2 separate regions of the Homo sapiens genome follow, and region 2 is linked to region 1. A link is a loop called in an ENCODE intact Hi-C map of the cell type or tissue named here. Cell type or tissue: PC-3. All regions are shown on one strand.

Region 1 (8,000 bases):
CTCGATAGATGCAGAAAAGCTTTTTAATAAAATCCAATATCCCTTCTATATTAGTTCATTCTTGCTTTGCTATAGCAAATATCTGAGACTGGGTAACTTGTAAAAAAAAAAAGGAGGTTTAATTGGCTCACAGTTCTGCATGCTGTATAGAAAACATGATGCTGGCTTCTACTTGGCCTGTGGGGAAGCCTCAGGAAACTTAACAATCATGGCAGACTGCGAAGTTGGAGCAGGTATAACACATGGTCAGAGCAGGAGCAATAGAGCAAATGGGGAGGTGCTACACACTTTTAAATAACCATATCTTATAAGAACTCACTCACTATCACCAGGACAGTACCAAGGGGGACGGTGCTAAACCATGAGCAATCCACCCCCGTGATCCAATCCCCTCCAACATTGGGGATTGCATTTTAAAATGAGATTTGAAGGGGAAAAAAACATCCAAACTATATCACTTTTATGTTAAAACCCTGAAAAAACTAGCCATCAAAAAAACACACCTTAAAATAATAAGGGTCATCTATGGCACACCCCCAGCCAGCAACATACTGAGTGGGCAAAAGCTGGAAGCATTCTTCCTGAAATCTGGAACAAGGTAAGAATGCCCACTCTCACCACTCCTATTTAACATAGTACTGAAAGTCCTAGCCAGAGCAATCAGGTAAGAGAAAGAAATAAAAGACATCTAAATAGGAAGAAAGTAACTCAAACTACCTCTCTTTGCAGATTATATGATTCTATACATAGAAAATCCTATAGTCTCTGCCCAAAGGCTCCTTGAACTGATAAGCAACTTCAGTAAAGTTTCAGGACACAAAAATCAATGTATAAAAATGAATTGTATCTCTATATGTCAATAATGTCCAACCTGAGAACCAAATCAAGAATGCAATTCCATTCACAATAGTCACTAAGAGAATAAAATATCTAGAAATACAGCTAACCAGGGATATGAATGACTGCTACAAGAATTCCAAAACACTACTTAAAGAAATCAGAGATGAAACAAACAAATGAAAAAAAGTTCCAAGCTCATAGATGGGAAGAAATAATATAATTAAAATGGCAATACTGCCCAAAGCAATCTACAGATTCGATGCTATTCCTATCAAATTACAAATGTCATTCTTCACAGAACCAGGAAAAAAACTAATCTAAAATTCATATGGAACCAAAAACAAAAACAAAAACAAAAACAAAAACCTGAATAGCCCAAGCAATCCTAAGCAAATAGAACAAATCTGGAGACATCATACTACCTGACTTCAAACTATGCTGTAAGGTAACCGAAACAGCATGGTACTGGTACAAAAACAGACACATAGACCAATGGAGCATAATAGAGAACCCCAAAATAAAGTCACACACCTTCAACCATCTAATCTTCAACAAAGTCAACCATAACTAACAATGGGGAAAGGACTCCCTGTTCAACAAAGAGATGTCCCTATTCAACACTGCATGTTCTTATTTATAAGTGAGAGCTAAATGTTGAATACACATGTACTCAAAGAAGGGAAAAAATAGACACTGGAGCCTATCTGCGGGCAGAGAGTGGGAGGAGGGTGACGATAGTAAAACTACCTATCAAATATTATGCTCACAATCTGGTTGACAAAATCTTTTGTACACCAAACCCCAGCAACATGCAATTTACCCATGTGACAAACCTGCACATGTACCCCCTGAATGTAAAATAAAAGTTAAAGAATAAAAAATAAATAAATACAAATGACCCCTTTCATCAGGGTTGTGCAACCATCCTGCAGCTGCTGTGAGTGATGACTGCTACATGCTCAGAGACACCCCCTTCTCCAAGGAATTGACCTCAACTAGTGGTTCTCAAATTTTATAATGAATCAGAATCACCTGGGGGGCTTGTTAACCCTCATAGATCTGGACCCCATTCTCAGAGTTTCTCATTCAGTACGTCTGGGGAGATTTCTGAGAACTAGCATTTATAACAAATTCCTAGGTGCTATTGATTCTGCTAGTCTATGGGTCACTTCTTGAGAACCACTCTCCTAGACCAAGCTAAATCCTCCTGACCTAGAGGTCACAGCAACCCCTTTCCATCCCTCCTCTCCATGGAGGATTATACCTGACTGACAGAGGGCAAAAGGATAATTCCCTTACTAAGAGTGAGATCAACTCTGTGGAGCAATGCATGCTTCAGAGCTCCCCATGGTGTCTGGCTGAGGTTAGACCCCACCTGAGACCACAGGCTTGCTCAGCCCCTCCTGTTTCCCTCGCTGCCCTTCTCCAAGGAGAACCATCTTCAATAAACCATGTCTCAGCCTTCACTTCAGAGTAACTCAGCCAAAGACACACACACACACACACACACACACACACACACACACACAGTGGAAATACAGGAAAGAACAAAGAGCAAAGTTATCAACTTTCCCTAGACAGACAGGAATATGAATTTCCTCAAAGGAGGATTTGAAGGAGCTTTCTAGAATGAAGAAAGCCTATTTTCCCTTGAAGTCATGAGCACAGAAAGATGTATCCTGTAAAAATCTTAAAAGTTTATCAGCATCATTTTTAACAAGCCTCGGAAGCCCAGTTGTACCTGAGGCCTGCGAGTACTTGGAATTGCTCTATCTCTAAGGTGCTAGGCTGTCATTTCATCTAATGAGACAATCTGTATTTTCTAGGACTTTACACAGTAAGACTCTATAAATTCTGCATCAGGCAGACTGTGGAGCCATCTCTTAATGGCCCCAACAACTACCATTCCACTGTCTGGAATCTTCCAATATGAGATAATGTTGATAAACTGTACAGCTTTCTGCCAGCAATAAAACCAGAGAGCAAACAGAGTTTAAAGGCTGCAAGTAATTTCATTGCAGGCAAGGCCAGAGGACAGAGAATGGAAAGAATGAAGAGGTCTCAGTGGCCTGTTTCTAGAAATGGGCTATGGGGTACCACATGCCCAACTCTCTTCAATCAGTGTCATCTTTGTAAATCAGAATTAATGGGCTCACCTCTCTTTCTCGAGCAGGTGGCAGTGCCCTCCTTTGTGGGCTGACATGCCTAGAGTAGAGGCTGATGCCATCTGGACTGCTGCCAGGTAATCACATTGTTGCTGAGATTGGACCACAAGGCAATTAGCAGGGCTCTCCACAGTAGCTTTGTGTATGCCACAGCCCTCCTCATCAGTCCCTTCCTCATGCCTGACATGACAATATGCACTTGGCTACAATAATAATGAAGGGATGCAATGGACCAGTCCATCTGGTATGTTAGTAAAAATAAGACCAAGAAGGTCTCTGAATAGGTAACGGCACCAGTCAAAAGTAAAATGATAGTACTTGATGTCCAACGTCTAATTGAATATATTTCTAGATTTACACATTTTTAACAATAGGGGGCGTCAGGTCTCTATGTTGTCTGTGGTATTTATTGTGCTTCTTAAAACCCTGATTCCTTTCTGGCTTCATCACGTAGTTCCACAAGTGAAATTTGCACATGGGTGCTGTTACCAATACCTTTTATTGTCCTTGAGTAAGGTAAATAAAGACAAATCTGGCTGACAAAACCACAGGAGATTTCATGTATAGTATAGTTTCCTCAACACTGTAAGAGCAAGCACATGAAGGATCCCGGTTTATCTTTTAATAATAATTCTGAACAAGCTTATAACAAGAAAAGGAAATGCTCTTCCCACCTCAATTTTATTATTTATTTCTGAAAATAAGAAAATCCTTCATAGTCTGCATTACATTGGGAGAAGGGAATTTTATCTGAAAGTTGATGCAACCCAACTTTCTATTGCGGCTTTTCATCTCAAAGATATTTGCCTGCAGGAGCTTCCTGTTTCTCATCTTCCAAATGCAACATCTATAGCGCCAAATATTTAAATTATATTAATCTTACTTGTACATTGACTGAGAGAGAAATAATTCGAGGCAGTGGAAGCATGTTATTGCTGGATATGAAATGTGGAATGGAACATGCTTTCACTATTAAGTCCTGGAGCCTTTTGACTGATACTTGAATATTGAACTCAGAAAATTCTCAGAAAACATGCAAGAAGGGATAAGAGGCCCATCTAGAAGAAAGTTCCATATTTAACATGTTAGCAGCCTATTTGAAATATAATCTTGGGTAAAGATGCATAACATGTAAAACCTCACTGTCTGCCCATTTTTACACTATTATGTAAATGGCTGATACTTCTTTAAAGAATGAAAACTTTAATACAGTGGAATCAAACTATAATACTGGCCCCATCAAAGGAGGAAGCATTAGTTTACTGGAGTCCTATTTCAAAAAATTCAATTAAAGTCTTTGGCCAAAACAGTTAAGCCCAAAGACAATTTAGTGACCACGAGGAAAAACAGAAGCTGTTCTTCTTAAAAGTTAGTTATTTTTCCCTCCCCACCCTCCTTTTCAAAATCAAACTCCAATTATTTTTTCCTGTAGTTTTTATCTGGCAGGACAGAGACCTCAGAGGTGGAATGACAAGGCCACACTGCTTTCTGGCACACCTAGGTAGGTGAGCAAAGCAGTCTGAACATTCACCTCCTGGGATGAGTGATGAAGTGATGAGTCAAAGTCTTCTCTTTGGAGTGACTTCATTCCCTCAGGTTTGGGTTCTCTGACCTATGAATCCCACAGTGGAAAAAATCAGCTGTCACCACCAACTCTTGACCCGGCTTTCCCCATGCATTTTTTTCTACTTTCTGGATCATTGTATTCAAGTGTTTTTTCTTAATATTACATATCATTTTCTCACAGGCAATCTCTCAGCGCACTAAACATCACTAAAATGTTTATTACAGTAACTTTTCTATCACCATTTTAGGCAGTTTATAGAGGATGACTTGTGCTTTATGTACACTATAAATGTTATATATTTGCTATGAACCCAACAAATTACATTCTAATTTCAAATGTTTACACACAGCAATCCAGAATGTTAAACAATAATTTTCTGCCCTTTGAACAGGAAGTAGAGTCATTATAAAAAGTCTCATCTAAATGGAAAGGATAGGCTTCTGGAATGTTAAAGATTTTGTGTGAGTAATCTCTGAAACAAGTGATGGTTGTAAATGTCATGTAAAAGAATATTCAGCTTGCTTTTGGAAGTCCATTTTGGTTATTTTCTCTAAATATTTTTCATGCTATTTTGTTTTATAAAAGAGTGCCTTTTCAGAAGTGGCTCTTTGCTGAACGAGGAGCATCCCTTCCCCTTTCTGTTAATGGAAGATTTTGCCATCAGCTTGGAAACAGCCAAGCATGTGGTGATTTGTGTCGGGCAAGGTAAATGTTTCTCATCCACATCCCTTCCTAACTTCTGAGTGGGTCTAGGTGAAAAGGACCTGCCATTGTTTTCACCATTTGCAAGGTTCTCTTTATTGGAAAATAGAGAGCTGGTAGAATTTGTGTTGGGGGCGATTCTTCTTTTTGAGAGGATGATAGCATGACTAAAATTATGGAAGCATAAAAGCTGCAGGTTTTCTATAATGGGCACTGCTCAGTATTATTAATAACCATGCACAAGGCACTTTTATGTTGGCAAGTGGCTTCAATCATTTTTATCACGTAATAGCTGCAGAGGTTCAGTGAGCTCTTCAATCTCTTCACAAGATTGGGTCCCAGTAACTTGTAGAGTTTTAAGGCTGGGAGGAAATTCCCAAGACTTATTCAAGAAATATTCTTGAATTATTAATTTAAGAAATATTTTATATGTAAATACATACACATATGCAAGCACACACACACACACACACATGCATGCATCAGTGTATATCCTAGGGATATGACAATGAGATAAACACAGGCCCTGAATTATCTCATTTAATCTTTACCATAATCCCATGAGAAAGACTCTATTATAATAGCCTTTTCAAAGATGAAGAAAATGAGATTTGGAAAAGTTAAGGGATTTATCACTACGATAATAAGTGGCAGAACCTGGACTCAAATCTAAGTGTCTGATTTTAAACCTCACACTCTTTAGGTGAATATATTTGACAAGAGACCACATGTCAGAGTCAGGAGGAGGCTCTGTGCTCTTCCAGATGATCCCTTACCCAGAGACCCAGAGTCAGTACTAGTGATGGAAGTGGAAGCCAGCCTTTTGCAAACATCTGCTAGAGATGAGGTTTCCATGGTCCGCTCTCCAGTGCCTCCCTGCCACCACACATCCTCAGCCAGGCAGACACTACGTGTTCCAGAAAATAAAAACCAAAGGATGGGAAATAAGTCAATACAGATTGAAATCATTAAATTAGAAAACTAAAAATAATTTTTTAAAAAGTGATTAAGAGCTACTTTTGGGAAACACTAATAAACAAATTTCTGACAATGTTGAAGAAATACAAATTATTATGAGAGAAATGAGATAGAGACATTTGTTCAGAGGAGATTAAGAAGCTAATTATTCTTTAAAAGCTATGTATAGTAAACTGATACATTTAAACAGTTTTGTTGAAATAGTTGATATCTGGGCTAATACAAATTAAATATAAAGAAAGTCAAAAGAGATAGAGAGCCTTGAAAGCAAACACACGTGGAAGAAAGAGGAAAAAGTTTTCAAAGAATTAAGGATTCAAGAGGCATTAGGCTCTACTGCTTTACTGGCAAATTTTATTAAGCCTTTAAAATATAAAACATTCTTAATTTTTTTGTTTCTTTGAGTGTCTGTGTGTGTGTGTTTACACACCTATTGAATGCCTATTACTTGCCACAAGTAGTGACATGATAGTGTGTGCTCACATTAAATATGATAGTGCGTGCTATCATATTTAATACGATTTTATGAGGGAGGTACTGTTGTTATTTTTTTTCCTACAGATGGGAAATAAGTTTGTTAAGTTACACAACCAAGATGAGACAGTAAATAGTGTAACTGAATTTCTAACCCACATCTGTCATATGTAAGAGCCTAGATTCTTAACCATTACCTTAAGTTACTTCCTGAACTCAAATTGTAACAGAGTACAAAATTTTTTAAAATAAGTGAAGTATTGATGCAATAGTACTTTACCAATATGCATCCCTAAAGAAAAAATATTTAGACCATTCTCATTTTTAAATGTTGAAACAACAAATGTCTTAAATAAAATATTAGTATATCAATTATAGCAGCATGAAAAATATGCCATGACCAGTATGTTTATGTTATCAATAGCAGGATATATATTACCTTAATAAGTAAAAGGAGAAAAAATATATATAAATTCTACTAATCAGTGTCAGAAAAAGTTATTTATTTTATTTTATTTATTTTTTTCTTTTTGAGAGGGAGTCTCGCTCCCTCACCCAGGCTGGAGTGCAGTGGCGCGATCTCGGCTCACTGCAAGCTCCACCTCCCGGGTTCACGCCATTCTCCTGCCTCAGCCTCCGGAGTAGCTGGGACTACAGGCGCCTGCCACCACGCCTGGCTAATTTATTTTATTTCTTTGTATTTTTAGTAGAGACGGGGTTTCACCGTGTTAGCCAGGATGGTCTCTATCTGTTGACCTCGTGATCCCCCCGCCTCGGCCTCCCAAAGTGCTGGGATTACAGGCGTGAGCCACCGCGCCCGGCCAGAAAAAGTTATTTATATAATTTAACTTTTATTCTGATTTAAAAATAATCCTAATATTAAAGGAATTTTCATTAAAGGTCAGAACAGAAAAGAATGTACACTCTCTCAAGCATTATTTATATTGTTTTAGAAATTCCTGTCAATGCAATAAAATTTTTAAAAAGATATTTAGGTATTTGAAAGTTGCAGTGGAATTTGTTATAATTACCCACAGATCCTCCATGTGAAAAATCCAAGAGAACCAAGGTAACAATGATCAAAAATTTAAAGAACAATTCACTAAGTGGGATGAATAAAAAGAACTATTAAAAGAATTCTATATCTGCCTGTGCTCATTATCCAAATTTATATTGAGGTCATTTTATCATCAATTTTATAGCACTCTTTGAATATTAATTTTAGTTTTATAGGTCTTTTTATGGTATCTTTTGCCAATCTTTAAGAATCTTGG
Region 2 (8,000 bases), 280 kb after region 1:
CTATGACAAATGGAACAATCTGATCCCTGAAATGGAGGCTGAAAATCTGGCATTACACAAAAGAACGGAAACATAAGAAAGTGTGGTTTTGAACGTTTAAAAGAGTGTACATCCAAACTATGGATGTGGAAATTGCTAGGATAAAATTATCCAAAAAAGAATCAAATTTACAATTTGATATATCACAGAAATGAACTATCTGTCAATCTTATGTAATATAAAATACTCAGCTTCTGAGCTGTGGGCTTATTTGTGAAACCTTCAAGATTTTAAAGTAGATAAGAAAGGAGAAGCCAGTAGTTGCATTTGTAACATATAGCAAGGTACTTTCAGAAGTGGAATCTTTTTGTTGAGTAGTCTCCTTAATAAAGTCTAAGGCCTAATATTTGGGAAAAATCTTATGTAGTGGGAGAAATTATTACCTTTCTTTGCTCATAATTATAATTAGGAAGGAAAGAAGGAGGGAAGGAAGGAAAGAAGGAAAGAAGGAAGACCCAACTGTCAAAAACTCTCCTGCAAATATATGAAAGTAGAATATGAAATATTTGGAGGAATGTATTAATATGATGAAGGCTGCAGCAAAAATAAATGTAAAACTGTGAAAACAAAAGGGGTCATTTATTCTTTATTGCTAGCACCTAGCAGAGAGGACTGTTCATAATTATAGTTAAGTATTATATTAAGAATAGCATTTCCCCGTATTTGATAAAGTCTGCTAAATAGAAAAATGTGTTCTATGCCTCAAAGATTACATATTTTCAGTGGAAATAAGATATAAAGAAAGTAAAGAACAAAATGAGATCCTGTTGCATCTCAAAACATGCATGATGACGAGAGAAGTAACTTGAATCTCCAAGTACCAAAGAAGTCTAAGCATATTTACATAAATGACTACTTTTAGTCAGTCTCACAAGGCATTATTAGTATCATAATTTTAAATATTTATGTGTGTGCATAGATAATTTGTGTAATTTGAATCTTGGCAATTTGCAAATGTAAAAACGGCAGATCCCAGGTATCTAAAATCCTGTGTGGTTCAAAACTATCCTCATATCCTGGTAGACTTCGTTTTCAGTTTTGGGAGCACTAGCTCTCTGCTGGCAACTCTGTGGCCTGACCACTCATATGGGGCTTGGGCATACTCCCAGATGCCAATTCCAGATTAGGCCATGATTGCTCTACACTTCAGAGACTCCAGCAGGAGCAAGGAGAAGATAGCATGCCAGCCAGTGGACTACATTGGCTATTTGCTCTACTGGCAATCCACTAGGCTCACCAAGATGCCACACTTAAGGTGATGCTGCAAAACTGAAAAGAAATGCTGCCCATCCAAATACTAAAAATGCTCTGTTTTTTAGGTTTCCATTTTATTTTAATTTATTAAAAAATATACACTTCCAAAAATTTACACTTCTATATTTAGGAATACTCTTCCCCCAAAATGGATAAGAACAAAGTCAGAGATGATACTTTACCATGAATAGTAGCAAGAAATTTCTGAGGGAGGGACATTGTGAATTTCCTGAGAGGGAAATTTGTGTTCTCACTTACTTTATGACTTTCTTCTTTCTTCTTCTTCTCCTTCTTCTTCTTCTTCTTCTTCTTCTTCTTCTTCTTCTTCTTCTTCTTCTTCTTCTTCTTCTTCTTCTTCTTCTTCTTCTTCTTTTCTTCTTCTCCTTCTCCTCCTCCTCCTCCTCCTCCTTCCTCTTCCTCTTCCTCTTCCTCTTCTTCTTCTTCTTCTTCTTCTTCTTCTTCTTCTTCTTCTTCTTCTTTGAGAATAAAAGTACTGCAGGTGATCTTCAAGACTTACTGACTTCCAAAGTGCAGTATTTTGGAGTGATACTGCATCAATACCATTGCAAAATTTCATTATAAATTAACTTGTCATGCATTATGATCCAATTTAAGACTAGATTACATTTCCTTTTAATTAACTAGAAGGACTCTTACATATCTTTTTCTCTTCTTTTAATCTAGCACCTCTTTCAAATATATTAAGAAGTGATTGAAGCTACAAATAGAGTCCAACTTCCAAGAGTCAATGCAAAAAGATTACTGCTTCTTTGAGAAGAATCTGAAAGTGACTTAACCCTCTCTCACATAAGTTATTTTAAAATGAGGAATATTGTACTAAAACATCTAGTAGAATGCTTGGAATTCAATAATAACTTGATGAATTAGTTATTTAATGAATTAATACATAAATTTAACTAGTCATGAGATTATGACACGTAATCACAATGCAAAATGACTGTGGTTTCATTCTTAAATTAGTTTACCATTATCATTATCACTACCACAAATCAGATTGCTAAATAAAACTAGTTTTGCTATGATACAGTTTGAGATTTTGAATAAAACTTAAGTTAAATGTTAATATAAATAGTATCAATTTAAAACAATTTAAATATACTTATTGGAGACTCACTCTGTGCCTGACAGTATTTTGATTAAAGAATGTAGGATAATAGGACTAGCCCTTAAAGAGTCACATTTTAGAGTGGAGGAAGCTGAGTCATAGATACATTAAGCATATCAAATATTTCACTCTAGGGGTGAGGCAGAGCCTAAATTCTGACAGATTGGTTCTGGGACTTCAATTTTATCCATACGCTTTTGAAATGAGTGAGGATAATAGTTACTACATGACTGGCAATAAATACTGAAGGCATGCCATAGTGATGCCAGTGGCAATTCAGGTGGGTAGAACCACAGGGGATAGTTGAGGTTGCATGTTTATTCTAACCTTTCCAAATCTCAAAAAAACCTGTTTAATTTTATATTTGGAAAAAGTAAACATAAAGACTGAGAAGAGATAGAAAATAATGAATTAATTTGGATGCCTGTTTGCAGTGTTAATCACACTGTAAAGCATGTTTGTGGTTGAAATATAATTACCCATTTAATCAAAAAATAGAAAAGTAAAGATAATGGAAAAATTGTTAATAAAGCTAAAATTAAGAAGAAGTACATTTAATAAAATGTGCAATAAAAGGAATTTAGTCTATAAAAATGTATGTTTGAAATTAATGTCAAAGACAAACTAAAATAAAAACCCTACACCTACACACAACCAAATAATTTAACAAAAATTTTAAAACTAGTTGAATAATGCCAAAAGAATGTCAAGATTAATTAAATAGACATTTAAATTATCATAAAATATGTTTTGTGCTTGGAATAAATGTCAAAATCAAAACAACTCAAAATCACTGAAAACAAAGTCAAGAATAATTTTGCAATATGACTTGGGCTAAAATTTCTTAAGAATTCAGGGATATTTTTGTGTGGAGCCACTGATTGGAATATTTTGTTCTAAGCTTGCTTCCCTCTACAAGAAACCAGTAAAAAATTTTCAGAAAAAAATAGCAGTTTGTGGGAATACCCTATAACTCCATTTAAAGAAATTAAATTCCCTTCTGCTTGGTAGGTTTAGATTCAGGGAAGGGTGTATAAGTGACAACATCGGTATTCATTTGTATCATTCTCAGTATATACTATTTATTAATCTCCTTGACTGAGTATCCCCCAAGTAGGTTTGCCACTTTTAATCAGCTCCTACTTCCAACCACTATTCTTTGAACCGTAAGGTTGGAGTTGAGGTTCTGAGGATATGGGCACAGCCCAGTTGAGCCATCATACAGTGAGCAATGATCTGGGTGTTTTAGAAACCACAACAATGCACACATTCTATCACGTTTCCTTTAAAAAACCATTAATGAGCAGGATACATTTTACTGCCTTCCACATATTGTGCATACACTAACTAAATACCTTGATGAGAACAAGCATTACAACGATGACTGGAGTACAGCCCTGCCCTCTAGGAGACTCCAGGGGGAAGTTGTATTAACTTTTTACAAAATGGAATAGGGTTCATTAAGTAGCTCTTCATCTGCAGCTGTGCTTTTGAAAATGAGGATGGTTTCATGAACAAATGCAATATTTACCCAGAGGATTCTTTTCTTGTTTCTCAAATATAGGAAATGACTAAATCCTGAATGTTTGATATAACCTCTTACCTCCAAATGAATGTTTTCACTATACAAAACAACTCAGTGTTAAAGTCATTTGAAAAGACCTATTAACTACTTCAATGTAGAACTAGATACATGGATGTATGTGTGTGGTATCTAAGTACACATTTTGATTCTGCAGATATTTTTAGAGTGTCCATGTATAGCACTTTGCTCAGAACTTTCCACTTACTTTAAATTTTTACTTCAAAAACAAGCTCTCATAATTTCATGAGAGTTTTATGATCTTGTTATCATATTAAAAAAAGCTTAGGCCGCTTATGATCTTGTTATCATATTAAAAAAAAAAGCTTAGGCCAAGGGCAATGCTGTTGTCCTTTATATTTATCTACATAAAGGCCACATAAAGCCTAAGACTCTGTTCTTCTTCTAGTCCTGTATTCTTTCCAAGTTGCTTTTGTGCATATGTAGACAGACATAAATATAAACCAAGACACACTTATATTAAACTCATGTATTCTGAGTTAGGGTGGTCCACTCAGCTTTTAACTTTTAAAATCATTCCTTTAAGATCTGCAAATTCATTGGCCTCCAAAGGAGCGAAAAGTTTGTTTCTTTCAGTGACCTAACATTTTTCATGTAATTCGAATGTTGGAGAAGTCTCACTTGAATTAGGTTACACACACACAAAATAGCAGGTGGGCTAAGTCACTCAGAGTATGCAAGTGACACTCCTCTGAAGCCCCTCCCTGAATGCCAGATCAGGCCACATAGCAGCCTGGAGTCGGTTCCAGCTCAGAGAACAGAGCAGCAGCTGCTGGGAGTTGGCAGCAGACCAAGTCTCAGCTGTATTCTTGGCCTTCTGCCTCCTCCAGGCACTTACCAGGGGCGCATGACCAAGGAAACAGCTGAGCCCCCACCTCAAAGAGGAAACGCAACCGCCACAGCCCCCGCCGCCACCTGCTCCGGAGCCAAACAACCAACAAATTCCTGCTCAATTCGAAGGGATAAAGCGGACTGCTGATTCACTCCTAGGAACGCCCGGGCTGTTTCCACTGAGGATAGAGGCATAGCTTAACAGGAATGGGACGTCATCGTGAACGCTCTGGCAGAGCCACCTGGGGACTTGAAGTTGCAGGGTATCAGAAATGATAGAATAGCAGTTACCAGAGTCTAGGGATCGTGGGAGGGATGATGGAGAGAGTCTGGTCAACAGGTACAAAGTTACACTCAGGAGGAAAAAGTTCTGTTCTAGAAATTGCTCTATAGGGTAACTACAGTTAACAATATTGTATTGCATATTTCCAAATAGCGAGAAGAGAGGATTTTTAATGTTCTCACCACAAAGAAATGACAAATATTTGAGGTGATGGATATGCTAATTACTCTGATTCGATCATTACACAATGAATACATGTGTTGAAATACCACATTATACCCCATAAATATGTACGTGTCAATTAAAAACAAAATCAAACTTTAAAAAATAGTTTAGGTGTTCAAGTCACAGGGTTCTATTAAGATTTCAAACATTGCTTTAGATATTGTCTGCAAGCTTTTTTGAAGATACTCCTTTCTTAAACAGAAATTTTGATTTTCGCTTTATAGTGGGCTGAAAATTTGCCAAGAACACGGACGACTGGACAGTTCACTTTCATTTGCAACAATTTCCAAGAGGACCCTCGGTTACACAGCATAATTACAAAACTAAAGCAAACATGTTAAATGCCCTGCACCTTTTTTGAGATGCCAAGTATGGCCTTCTTGGGTGCCATGAAGCATTAAGATAGCCTCAGGCATCAGCACACATTCCAGGTCCAAATCCAATTCCCACGGCCCAGCAGGCAAGCTGGGACAGTGGAAATGCGAGTATATGGCCCAGCATTACTCCGGAGGACTGTGGGGGTGAGCGTGCCACTTCCCAGAACCGTGGCTCTGACAGCTTCAACTGCACTCACGTCAGTGCTATTAAGAGATGTTCCTACCTTCAAACATTGTGAAATCTCACCCCGCTCCGAGGACACATCCCTCCAGATCTGTCTCCGATCAACACGGGAGGCTGTGCTTTGTGCTATTAAAAATTTCTCTGGAACAAGAAGGGCAAAATGCTGATGCTTCATGATGCATACATGGGGGTTTGTTACACAATTATCTCCATTTTGTGCACATTTAAAAAATTTCCATAATAAAAAGTTCAAAGTATAAAAATTTGTCTGGGGATTAAATCATTGTCAGATGCAAGAACTATGCGCCCAGACTGGGCTTCAGTCCAGGTGGGAGAGACTCTGATTTGTAGGTGATTGATTGTTATTTCCAAGGAGAATGTTAGGGGTTTAAAAACCGTATAGATCACAGCTTTTTTGAAAAAACTGACCCAAATCCAGTGAAGCCTTTTCTCCCTAGCAGCAATACACAATTTTTATTCAATTCTGGGGTAAGCATTTAGATACGTCTGCTCTAGGCATCATGAAGTTTCTGTTGTTATTTTTTTTTAATTTGTACAAATTTATAGGGTACATGAGAAATGCTACAACATGCATACAATACATAGTGATAAAGTCAGAGTATTTAGGGTGTCCATCGCCTGAGTACAGTATCTTTTTGTTAAATATAGTCACCCTACTCTGTTATCAAACATTGAATCTATTCCTTCTATCTTGCTGTATGTTTGTACCCTTTAATCAACTTCTCTTCATCCTTTCTTCCCTATGCCACTCACCCTTCCCAGCCTCTGTTATCTATCTTTTTACTCTCTGTCTCCATGTGATCAAAATTTTTAGCTCCCAGATACAAGTGAGAATATGCAATCTTTGTTAATTTTTTTTACCCTTCTGGTAGATTTCACTTGGTGGGCACAATTCTCCCTTCAAGGTCTTGTTGCCTCTTGTTGAACTGTCTCTGCTGCAGAGAGCTGCACTACCTCAAGCACACTCTTTCCTAGAATAATCCATATCCAATAATTCAATAAATGATCAAGAGGGTACTAGAAGCCCTGAGATCTCAACCCTTTGTGGGACTCTCTGAAGGTCATTCCAGTGGCAGAGCTTTCTGCAGGATCAGCAGAGGCTGTCCTCATCCTCTGGCCTGAACTGCAGCTCACCTTCTCTCTCTGCCCAGTCCTGCTCCCCTCCCTGTCCCTCTGTGGGGTTGGTCCCAAGAACTCTCCTTAGTAAACATCCTGCACACTTAACTCTATCTCAGAGTATGCTTTCCAGAAACCTACCTGCAACATCACAGGACATCCTTTCAGAAGGGTTGAAAATGCTTTGCAGTAGTGATAAAACCCAGGTTAACAATCACCATTTTGCTTTAAGCCATTGTTAGCTCCTCTTAATCACCTCTCTAATACCTGGCACCTCATCACTGCTCCAAATCTTGCAATATTTATAAAAGTATTAAAACTACATACAGTACGCACATGTATGCCAATTGGTACTGCTAAGTTGGTTTATATGGGACCACATATTTAATGCTTAAAAATAAACCACACACACTATGATTCTTTCCAATGGTGTGAATTATCTTCTACACCTGAAATCTCATCCTATTTTGACCTTTAACTCTCAGAGGCCACTATAATGCTACATAATTCTCTAATCTCAAATCCAAAGTATGTCTACTTGTGAACACCTCCGAAAATTATATCCTCAAACTTAATTTTAAAATCACCAATAGCTAACACCAGGCCTGACACATAATAGGCATTCAAGATACTATGATTACAAATTAGTTAGTGCCCATGAAGTGTTTCAAAACTTTTACAAAGTATCTCATTTATTACCTCACAACCAGAAACAGGTATGTCACTGTCTCCTTTATACACATGGAACAACTAAAATTCAGTAAGGTCAAGGAACTTGCCCAAGGTAACACAATAAATACAAAGGCATCCACTGTGCCTCATTCTCTCTCCAGGAAATATGTATTATTGTTGCCTACAAAAGTACTCTTTTGAGAGATGAGGCAGGACATAAAAAGGTCAATGAGAATTGAATACTGTTGATTTTTTGAATTTTATAGCCG

The links. A loop is a pair of places that touch in the nucleus more often than their neighbours do. Peaks named below come from ENCODE experiments on the same cell type or tissue, not always from the same donor. Only the 100,000 strongest peaks of a DNase experiment are listed, where the experiment ranks them.
Region 2: it touches region 1 in a loop (11-fold over the local background); 3 of 110 quality-filtered maps call a loop at or near these places.

What each region holds. Positions count from the first base shown.
Region 1 is chr3:35,942,105-35,950,104 of GRCh38, reverse strand. No RefSeq gene overlaps it. Among named protein-coding and RNA genes, the nearest start is that of MIR128-2, 200 kb to the right of the region's middle. In PC-3, a CTCF peak has its summit at 3,374; DNase peaks (open chromatin) are centred at 3,434, 4,574 and 4,914; H3K4me3 peaks cover 650 bases; H3K27ac peaks cover 2,931 bases.
Region 2 is chr3:35,661,614-35,669,613 of GRCh38, reverse strand. The region is part of intron 1 of ARPP21 (cAMP regulated phosphoprotein 21); the gene reads right to left. Among named protein-coding and RNA genes, the nearest start is that of ARPP21-AS1, 14 kb to the right of the region's middle. In PC-3, no CTCF peak of the experiment used is centred here; no DNase peak of the experiment used is centred here; H3K27ac peaks cover 762 bases.